2 separate regions of the Homo sapiens genome follow, and region 1 is linked to region 2. The links are chromatin loops, found by intact Hi-C in ENCODE. Cell type or tissue: heart right ventricle. All regions are shown on one strand. Links, peaks and the distances in the headings refer to the core of each region. The heading gives the core; the rest is flanking DNA.

Evidence for each region. Hi-C counts contacts between places; a loop is a spot of excess contacts. Peaks named below come from ENCODE experiments on the same cell type or tissue, not always from the same donor. Only the 100,000 strongest peaks of a DNase experiment are listed, where the experiment ranks them.
Region 1: it touches region 2 in a loop (2.1-fold over the local background); 2 of 110 quality-filtered maps call a loop at or near these places.

Annotation. Positions count from the first base shown.
Region 1 is chr16:84,851,944-84,857,654 of GRCh38, reverse strand. It overlaps CRISPLD2 (cysteine rich secretory protein LCCL domain containing 2), which reads right to left. Exons shown (of 15, transcript NM_031476.4): 6 at 2,826-2,926. Among named protein-coding and RNA genes, the nearest start is that of CRISPLD2, 35 kb to the right of the region's middle. In heart right ventricle, for the core only: no CTCF peak of the experiment used is centred there; no DNase peak of the experiment used is centred there.
Region 2 is chr16:84,757,620-84,763,261 of GRCh38, reverse strand. USP10 (ubiquitin specific peptidase 10) reads right to left here. Exons shown (of 14, transcript NM_005153.3): 5 at 4,455-4,546; 6 at 3,790-3,899; 7 at 3,316-3,371; 8 at 2,987-3,090; 9 at 174-273. Among named protein-coding and RNA genes, the nearest start is that of CRISPLD2, 60 kb to the left of the region's middle. RefSeq lists a silencer at 2,045-2,339. In heart right ventricle, for the core only: no CTCF peak of the experiment used is centred there; DNase peaks (open chromatin) are centred at 3,871 and 4,421.

The DNA of each region.
Region 1 (5,711 bases), core at 662-4,661, 95 kb before region 2:
CTGCGGCAGTACAGCCCCTTTCTAGGACATGCTTGAGGGATGGCAGTGAAGGGAAATCTTCCCAGTGGGCAGGACTTCGAGCAGTGCACCTGGCTGTACACTTTGCATGGAAGGAGAAATGGCCAGATGTGCGATTATATACTGATTCATGGGCTGTAGCCAGTGGTTTGGCTGGATGGTCAGGGACTTGGAAGAAGCATGACTGGGAAATTGGCGACAGAGAAATTTGGGAAAGAGGGATGTGGATGGATCTCTCTGAGTGGTCACGAACTGTGAAGATGTTTGTATCCCATGTCAATGCTCACCAAAAGGTGACCTCAGCAGAGGAGGATTTATTAGTCAAGTACATAGGACGACTCATTCTGTGGACACCACTCAATCTCTTTCCTCAGTCACCTCTGTCATCGCCCAATGGGCCCATGAACAAAGTAGCCGTGTTGGCAGGAGTGGAGGTTATGCATGGGCTCAGCAACATGGACCTCCACCCACCAAGGCTGACCTGGCTATGGCCACTGCTGAGTGCCCAATTTGCCAGCAGCAAAGACCAACACTGAGCCCTCGATATGGCACCATTCCTCGGGGTGATCAGCCAGCTACCTGGTGGCAGGTTAATTACATTGGACCTCTTCCATCACAGAAAGTGCAGAGGTTTGTCCTCACTGGAACACATGCTTACTCTGGATACAGGTTTACCCATTTTGCGTGCAATGCTTCTGCCAAGACTACCATCCGTGGACTCACAGAATGCCATATCCACCGTCATAGTATTCCACACAGCATGGCTTCTGACCAAGGCACTCAATTTATGGCTAAAAAAGTGTGGCAGTGGGCTCATGCTCATGGAATTCACTGGTTTTACCATGTTCCCCAACATTCTGAAGCAGCTGGATTGATAGAACAGTGGAATGGCCTTTTGAAGTCACAATTACAATGCCAACTAGGTGACAATACTTGGCAGGGCTGGGGCAAAGTTCTCCAGAAGGCCATGTATGCCCTCAATCAGCATCCAATATGTGGGATTGTTTCTCCCATAGCCAATATTCACGAGTTCAGGAATTAAGGGGTGGAAGTGGAAATGGCATCACTCACCCTCACCCCTAGTGACCCACTAGCAAAATTTTTGCTTCCTGTTCCTGTGACATTACATTCTGCTGGCCTAGAGGTCTTAGTTCCAGAGGGAGGAACGCTGCCACCAGGAGACATAGCAGCAATCCCATTAAACTGGAAGTTAAGGTTGCCACCTGGACACTTTGGGCTCCTCCTCCCCTTAAGTCAACAGGCTAAGAAGGGAGTTACAGTGTTGGCTGGGGTGAGTGACATGGATCATCAAGATGAAATCAGTCTACCGCTCCACAGTGGAGGTAAGGAAGAGTATGCGTGGAATACAGGAGCTCCCTTAGGGCATCTCTTAGTATTACCATGCCCTGTGATTAAGGTCAATGGGAAACTACAACAGCCTAATCCAGGCAGGACTACAAATGGTCCAGACCCTTTAGGAATGAAGGTTTGGGTCACTCCACCAGGAAAAAAACCATGACCTGCTGAGGTGCTTGCTGAAGGCAAAGGGAATACAGAATGGGCAGTAGAAGAAGGTAGTCATCAATACCAGCTATAACCACGTGACCAGTTGCAGATATGAGGACTGTAATTGTTATGAGTATTTCCTCCTTCTTTTGTTAAAAACTTGCTTGTGCATGTATACACTTGTACTAAGAAAATATCTTCATGTTATTTCCTTTTTCCTTCATCATGGGACATAAGATTTATTAACTTCATATCAGCATTTAAGTATTGTTAACTTTATGTCATAGTATTTGGGTTGGGGATTGGTGAGTTTCCAGTTTTACGAAGGATGGTTGTATTATGTTAGTGTAATTATGATCTTATTATTGTCTTTATTTGAAGATTATGTATGATCTCAGGAGATGTGTATGGGTTCAAGTTGACAAGGGGTGGACTTGTGATAGTTAATACTGAGTGTCAACTTGATTGGAGTGAAGGATGCAAAGCACTGATCCTGGGTGTGTCTGTGAGGGTGTTGCCAAAGGAGATTAACATTTGAGTCAGTGGGCTGGGAGAGGCAGACCCACCCGTAATCTGGGTGGGCACCAACTAATCAGCTGCCAGTGCAGCTAGGATATAAAGCAGGCAGAAAAATGTGAAAAGACTAGACTGACTTAGGTGGAGACTGGGAGCAGCCTCCATCTTTCTCCCGTGCTGGATGCTTCCTGCCCTCAAACATCGGGCTTGAAGTTGTTCCACCTCCAGACTCAGACTGGCTTTCTTGTTCCTCAACTTGCAGATGGCCTATTGTGGGATCTTGTGATCACGTGAGTTTAATACTCCTTAATAAACTCATATATACATATTTATATATATCCTATTAGTTCTGTCCCTCTAGAGAACCCTAATACATGGCCTCATATGGTCCTCCTGCCTCAGCCTCCCAAAGTGCTGGGATTACAGGTGTGAGCCACGATGTCCAGCCCGTGGCCTATTTTATATGAAACTGTGAATGCTAACGAGGGTGAGCAGTGCGTCTGCATTTAATGCTGTGTCCAGCATCTGCAGAGCCCGGCACAGGAGATGCCCATGGGAAGCCATGTCTCGGGGCAGTGGGGCTCTCCAGGGGCCTGGAAGCTGAGCCTAGACCCTGGAGATGAGGCTCAGCTCATCACGGAGGCGGGAGGAATGTGCTGAGAGCGTCTTAAATAGGGCCAGGAGGGGTGACTGACTTCTTTAATTCCCCTGTTTCATGTAACGCTGTCGCATGACTCAGACTGAGGGCAAATTCATTGCAAAAGTGTTGGGAGTAAATTTCCTACCTCGGTAACACAAGTTGTTCCTGCAGCTGCCTCCATAGCTGGGTGGGCACTCAGAGCAGGGCCGGCCATTCTTGTAGGGGGCTTCTCCAATCCAGTTCCCCCTGAGGACAGACCCAAAAACAACCGTCAGAGGGAACCACGACGTGAGGCCTCGGGACTGATCCTCTTCCAAGGCCCACGTGAGTCCCTGAACACCGCCACTGACAGGTCAGGGGGGAAGGTTGTGTGCTGTGGGAAGCGGGAAAGATGGCTATCCCAGGCCTCTCCCGTGCACAGAGAGTCTAGAGAGCTCCAGAATCCCAGCGATTCTGCAGAAGGGAGCTACAAGATGCCCTTCCACACAGTACCTTTGCCCTGGCTGGCTGTCAGCCCCGTGGCCCCCCTTCCACCAACACAGCTCTGAACACTGTTAGGGCCCCTAGATCACAACACCTTAGCGCTGAAAAGCTGCCAGGACCCCCTTTTAAGCCATTTCTCAAATGTGTAAAGCCAGCCTGTCCCAGAGACGGCTTGCGTTTCCCAGTTTTTACCACACACCATCCCTGGTCTGTGCCTTCACTGCACTCCTCACCCCATCTCCCCAACACCCCAGGAGGGAAGAGCTGGAATTCAATATTTTTGCAGAGGAGGAAACTGTGGCACAGTGAGGTTAAGTGACTTGCCCCAGGTCACAGGACAAGCAAGTGGCGGGGCTGGGATTTGAACACAGGCTGTCCGGCTCAGAGCCTTAGGCACACTCTACTCTAGGGGCTGGATCAAAGGTCCCTCTTGGGTCACAGTTGCCCTCTGCCTCCCTCCGGAGTTCCCAGGGGCAGGAAAACTGGAGGCCGCACCATAGGCTTTCTCCAGGGGCCAGGTAGAGGTGGTGAGCGGAATCCCCAGGCCCTTCCTGCGGCTCCTGGGCTGTGAAGAGCAGGCTCCCCGGCTTGGGCCCCAGGCTGCCAGCATGTGCCCTCGGCCAGCCTCCTCCAGCCCCAGCCTCGGTCTCCCTTTCTGTAAAATGGGATCACGGCAGCAGGGCTGCTGTGAGACTGAGGGAGTGACCGTGGGGAAGCCCTTGGACCGGCACCTGACTCACGGGGAAGGCTGTGCTCTGAGCGTTGGGGAAATCCACAGGCTTGTGCGGGGAACGCTCTGATGCTTTCCAGGGAAGATGGGGAGGGGCCCTGCCAGTGCTGGCCAAAGACAAACGGCAGGAAACACGCTCTGGGTCTGATAGGCATCCGTCCTTACAAGAGTGGCCTAGAACTTCCCGCGGCCCCAGAAGCACCCTGGCCTCACCGAGGGGCCTGTGGGCAGGGGAGGGACAGTGGGCCGTGCAGTGTGGGGAGGACAGGGCTGGCCACTGTCTGACTGGGCACTGTTATGACGTGCACACAGCCTCTTCCACCCTCTCACATTCCGGAGGCAGAATGATCGCGTCCGTGCCATGCCACAAGACATCCCTGCTCAGAAATCGTCTGTTCAGATCCCCGGGGGTCTTCGGGATGACTCCCCCAAAAAGAACATCACCAAGGGACCGAGAGGTCCCAGAGCCCATCCTGTCTCTGGGTGAAGCCCAGTAGGTTTCTCAGATGATCGTGGCCCTGTCGTGGGTACGTCCCACTGCCCCTGCCAAGTTTCCCCTTGTGTCTACGGTTCTATATTTCCTCAGACAAACCACACCACTGACGCTCCCAGCTCAACCCTAACACTCAGGGTTGGCATTGGTGGAAGGCTGGCTGGGCACCAGGTCCTGCAGACAAATAATCTCCTTAATTTTTGAGACAGGGTCTTGCTCTGTCACCCAGGCTGGAGTGCAGTGGTGTGACCACAGCTCACTGCAGCCTCAACCTCCTGGGCTCAAGCAATCCTCCCACCTCAGCCTCACAAGTAACTGGGAATACAGGCATGCACCACCACACCCAGCTAACTTTTTGTATTTTTCGTGGAGATGGGGTTTTGCCAGTTGCCAAGGCTGGTCTTGAACTCCTGGACTCAAGCGATTCTCCTGCCTCGGCCAAAGGAGGCTGGGATTACAGGCATGAGCCACCGCACTGGCCAGTCTCCTTAATTTTTGAATAGCACCGTGAAGTACCTTCCCTCACACACAAGGCCCTCTGTGTACACACCCACCCCACCCCTTGTCGGGTTGGGAATCCCCCTCAAGGGATCTGACCCCCCCCACACCCAAACTCACCCTCCCAGCCACCCTCCTCACCCTGGTGCCTGGGACAGTGTCCTGCATAGCCCAGGGGCTCAAGCCCTCTCTCTAAGACAGAGGCCATGGACAGCACGCAGTAATATGCAGCAGACAAAAGGAAAGAACCGGTGATCACGCAACACCACGGGGAGACCTCACCAATGTGATGTTGAGCAAAACACCATTTGGGGGTACAGGGAGTGTGCTGTGTGGCCCCCTTCATATGAGGTCCCACACCAGACACCACAGACCGATGGGAAAGATGCTAGAATGGTGGGCACTTTGTAGGGCACGAGAGAGCCTCTGGGGCATGGGAGACACTGTCCATCTCCATCTGGATGGTAGTTACACGGGTAGAGGGCTATTGCCGTGGACTTTCATTATGTGTCTCCCCAAATCCCAGTGTTGAAACCCTCACCCACAATGTGACTGTACTTGGAGACAGGGCCTTGATGAAACTAATTAAGGTTAAACGACGTCAACAGGTGAAGTCCTGACCCAATAGGATTGATGTCCTCATCTCTCACCACCATGTAAGATAGTGGCCGTTGGTGAGCCAGGAAGAGAGCTCCCACTGGAGCCCGATGCTGCCACCCCTTGATCTGCCACACCTTGATCTGCCACCCCTTGGTCCAGGGGACTTCTAGCCTCCAGAATGGTGAGACATAAAAGTCTGATGTGTAAGCTGCCCAGGCTGTGGCCTC
Region 2 (5,642 bases), core at 1,643-5,642:
AACTGTAATTTACCTAAATATAACCTTCTCGATGGTGTAAGTTATCGTAGGGAATAAATGCTATTTGAAAGGAAAACGACTGAGGGGCAGGGAAGCAACATAACATATGAGTATGCAACACCTGTTTACAGCGAACTCTTGCACAACTCTGCGGCAAGTGGACCATAACCTACTTTCATTACTTGGTGAGAGAAGCTTCTTTAGGTTCAACATTTCCTCATGAAGTCCATTTAGAATGAAGCCTAAGTATTCCTCAGCATCTTCTTGTCGACCCTGAAAAGGTCAAATATAATCACGTTACTGTGAACTGATCACTGTCAAAGGCCTGCAGGACATGCAGTACTTGCAAAGTCCAACCATGCCTCCTCTGAAATGGAAGATGTAAAGTATTTCCAAACAATGACATGATGACATGGGTTTCCCTTGCATAGCTGAAATCCCAAGAGTAGGAGGAAAAGGAGAAACTGACTAAACACATATCTCTAAATGGGTGGACTAATGGGGATTTTTATTATTTATACTTTCTGTATTTTTGAAATTTTCTTCAATAAATATACTTTTTTTTTTTTTTGAGACAAAGTCTCATTCCGTCACCCAGGCTGGAGTGCAGTGGTGCAATCTCAGCTCAGTGCAACCTCCAGCTCCCGGGTTCAAGCGATTCTCCTGCCTCAGCCTCCCGAGTAGCTGGGACTCCAGGTGTGTGCCACCATGCCTGGCTAATCTTTGTATTTTTAGTAGAGACGGGGTTTCACCATGTCGGCCAGGCTGGTCTCAAACTCCTGACCTCAGGTGACCTGCCTGCCTTGGCTTCCCAAAGTGCTGGGATTACAGGCATGAGCCACCACACCTGGCCACATTACCTTTATCACAAAAAAGTTATTTAAAAAAAAGTTTCTGTCTTGGGTAAACAAAATAGAAGACGAAGAACTAGATGTCTAGGGCCAGTTCACTGTTCAACTGCAAGGGTCACCACTCGAGCAATGAGCTAAGCAGCCCTATGTCTGCTTCTGTCTGTCTTTGATGATGGACAACTACATGGGAAAGAACTCAAACTACATGTGGAAAAACTCCACTGATTTAGAGCGTTAGCTGTGTTACACATACATCAGCAAAATCATTCACAGACGAGTCACCCAAGAGTTTAATAATCCCACATCACGAGTGTTTGATTCTGTTACTTATCATCAGTTCATATTTCATTCTTCACAGCACAACTGCCTATTCCAAGGCCCTGCAAATTGTTCTGTTTGAAGCATCTAGGTAAACTGCAAAGTTTACTTGCCCTCTCCAGATAGTAGACGTGGACAGCAGCTGTTCACGTGAGTGCATGCTCTGCACGTGTGCAGAAAAGGGCAAAAACTGGCACAGCCAAAGTGTGCTGAAGACTTTTCATAGCAGGCCTGGGTGGCTCTCCTTGGAAAGGCCTGCTTGCAAGGTTGCCCCTTGGCTGGTGTCTGGGAATTTGGATTTCAGAAAGGTTCCCATCGGTCCAATAACTGATACGGGATTCTGCCTAAACCGTTTGCGCAAGCAATGTGCTTTCTGCTGAACACTTTGCTTTTGTTTTGGGAGTTTGGACTTTTGGTTCAAGCCAGGCAGATGGTACCTATGGGACCAGCCCTCAGTAAAAACTCTGGACACGGAGTCTGTAATGACCTTCCCTGGTTGGCAGCATTTCACGTGTGGTCACAGTCTGGTGCTGGAGTAGTTACGCGTAGCCTTGTGGCCCCACTGGGAGAGGAGTCTGGAAGTTTCCTTTAGGCCCTGCCTCACCTGTCCTTTCCCTTCCTGACTCTGCTCCGCATGCTTTTGCTGTCAGCAACCATAGCCACGGGTATACCAGCTTCTGCATTTTCTGAGTTCTTCCAGTGAATCACCCAACCTCAGGGTGGTCTTGGGGAGCCCAACACATCCCCTATTAATGTAACCTTTAGAAGATGCTTTTGTTCATAGCATTATCTCTGTGCACGATCCAAGAGGGGTTCCTGAGCACCCACTTTATTTTGCCTCCACCTGTGCTAGGTGGGCCCCTCTGGGTTCTAAGGCATCTCTGTATCTTTGTGCTTCTCTTGTTGACTATTCATTAACTCATTCCCTCACTGAGGGCAGAGGGCGCACTTCATTCCATTTCTGCATCCCTAACACCATGTTCCCATTACTTGGGAAGTGCAAATTCCAAGCCAATACCAAAAGCTGCATTATAAGCATTTAAAAAGCTTAAGACCCTATGCTACCCCTGGTGGTATCCTGCAACGATGCCCTCGACATTCACTCTTCTTCAAAGCAATGAAGCTTCAAGTAAACTTGACTTAAATGGCATTTTCTCAACTATTTTTCTCTCTGAATACATTTCCCTAAGCATCATTTCAACTGCTTGTACTGATTCATCACAAACTCAATCTGGGAGGAAAGAAATGCTCCAGTTAACGGTGCTAAGGGCGGCCCAAGTCACTCTCAACAGCCCCAGGGCCTTTTATAAGGGCTCCCTGGCCCCTTGGTCTCATGCCTTTAGTAACAAAGTATGTGATTAAAAAAAAATTAGGTAAAGGAATCAAGTACATCAAATAGCTACTAAAGCCTGTAAGTATGATGAAGACATAAGCTCTTCTGAATACTGCCATCATTCCAGGCCCAGTGCACTCCATTCTACCCCAGTGGCATATAGTGCAGTGGTTAAGAGAACTGACTTGAAAGCTGGGTTCTGCCATGTACATTAGCTACCTGACCTCAGACAGTGGCTTCACTTCTCTTAACCGTAACAAGGAGACCATAATCATACTTTATTCAGAGTCAACTAAGTTAATATATGTAAAGTACTGAGAGCAGTGCTTGGTGCACCATATCATCCAAGCAATGGACTCTTATAAACCTACATCTACTTATAGCGCTGGAGACAGAGGGCAAATATCAATAAGCAACAGTTACCACACAAACACTGGAACAAAAGGCAACACTTGATACTAGTGACAACAGAGAAGTCTCAAACCTTTTCAGACAGGCTTGACTTGTTAACTGTCAGGAGTCTGTAAATATATGTGGGCTCAAAGGCAGCTCCAGGGCGAATATCCCTCACGATTTTATCTCCAAGAGCTGCAATGGAAAGAGGACACAGGTTTTCCTAACTACAATGAACTCATAAATGATGAAAAAAGCAACATCATCAAAACTCCCCCACCTCCCACCTGGCTGAATGTTGAGAATGGCATAGGTGTAAAGACACTATCTTCCCAACAAGACTGAATTTACCAAATTTAAGTCATCTGTCTCCATAACTCCCAATATGTAATAGCATCAACAAAACTCATTTTTACTAACCTTGTCGGGGTTTTGGAGGTACTGGCATATTAGTGAACTCATTCATTAGCCGAACACTAAACATGGGGAAAAAATGTTAAATAGTGCAGTTTTAAACAATATATACTTTTACTAAAGAGCTTTGATGGCTAAGTAGAATATCAGCTATACGAGTATAGTAGATTTTAGGTAACCAATGCTGTAACAGCTAGTGAACTCAAGTCTCTTCTATATGCATTTTTGGTCTATTTCAAGTGATATATGCTGGTAAACGCTAAAATATTTTCTACTGAATCTAAAGAACACAGATCATCAATGCTCCAATTCCATTTCTGGTTAACTTCCATATAAAATCGCCAACAGTCTATTTTTAAAAAAAGACAGAATTATAGGACTCATTTGCAGGAAATCAAGAGCTTTACTAAACTATTTCAATTCTAATTATCAGACGGGAAAAACCCCACCACTTAACACATCTTTCACCACCTTACTTACAAGCTGTCTATCATGGGTGTTGACGTACAAGGCCTTTGCACTTTGGAATACAGAGGAATGAACTTCATCAGGTGGTACATCGGCGGGCAAGCAACCAATGCCTGCAGTGTCTATGTAGTGGCAGTAAGGAAGCGTAAAGGAAATGAACAGACACACCACATTTCCTGAAGGCACATGAAGCACAAGAATGTTTATAAAAACACAAGGAAGCTAAGGACGTTGAACTACTTAGATATGTCACCACGAAAAGGAATAAACCAAATAGTTACTAGGGTAAGTGTCCTGTGATGTCCATATAAGGATCTACGAAGCAGTCAGTCGTTTGTATTCAAGAACTTGACCTAACCAAGACAGTTCAATCAGTTAAAACCAAATTTCCAGTTGTAAGTGGTTGCTCTGCCCTATTATTTGTGACTATTCTAATGAGAGCCAGCTTGTCTGCAGCCCTCATTCACGTGCCAACATATCCTCTCTTTTAGAGGGAGATGGACTGGGGTCAGGAATAATCCTGTTTATAAGCAAGGTAGGCAGACCAAGTAATAAACCAGACTTAGGGATTCAAATGGAGAGCTAGATGGCCCACGGAAGCTGAGCTAAGTCACATGCACCCAAAGGAGGGACAGCTGCAACAAGCTGGCCTTGCGGACGGCGTCCAGGAAGGATACAGCATTAATGTAGCACCAGTTCCCTTTATTGATCAGCCCACGGGGTTGCAACGACACTGGTTTATGGATTAGGGTTACATTCTCCAGCAACTCTGAAAGAGTGAAGAAGCATATTTCAGAAATTGATGACATCTAGTGAAGAACATTCAAATCATTTCACATGCTCTACTCTGGGACAGCATTTAAAATCCCTTCAGTAAAACACACAGCCAAAGAAAATGCATACTGTTAAGGCTTCATTCAGTTCAACATCAAGTACATTATTCAATTAGAACATTTTTGAAACTAATCTTTTCCCTCAAATAGCAACATTTAATCTTCCTGGGGGGAACAGAATTAGGGAACACAAGAACTACCTATTTTAATGAGAAACAAAAAAATGTTAACACAGTATCATTATTAGAGAATAGATTTGAGAGATACAGCCTTTCTTCCTTAAACACCATTAGCCAGGTGTGTCTCATCAGCAGCAAGGCGCCTCAGACACTAGATAGAAAGATATCTTGCAGAACCCACGTCTCATTCCTCTCTGCATCCCCAGCATCTAATGCTGACCCTACACATCACTGTGTGTGTTCAATGGCTGTTCAGTGAGTAAAAATACTCCTTTCAGAGACAGCGGTCTCCTACAAATTAAACCGTCCACTAGAAATCCAATTTAGCAACTGTTTTATAAACTGTAATTCCCTTATTCCATTTACAAACACGCTGCTCAGCCTCAGGTTCACCCTGAGTGGACATCACTCTTTCTGTGTATTAAAACAGCTGTGAATGCCATCTTTATAGAATTAACCATCAGAAATGCTTGAAAACAAGACAAGGTCTCCCCCTGTCCCACTATGAATCTTCTAATGGTGATGGCTACAATTTATAAACCCTTCTACACTTAGCACGTTCTTTACAATTGACAAATGTTAATTGGCTGGACTTAATCCTTAGTAATCTAGGAGTACCACCACTTTGACCCTTTCACCAATAAGGAAAATGAGGCTCCCAAAGACTGACTAACTCACCTGTGATCACACAGGAGCCAGGTAGCATAGCCAGGGCCTCAACTCCATAATCTGCAGCCAATCCACACTGTCTCCTTTACTTTTAAATTGTATACTAATCATATAACCCACAAATAGATACACCTACTATGTACCAACAAAAATCAAAAATTCATTTAAAAATAAAGTATAATAA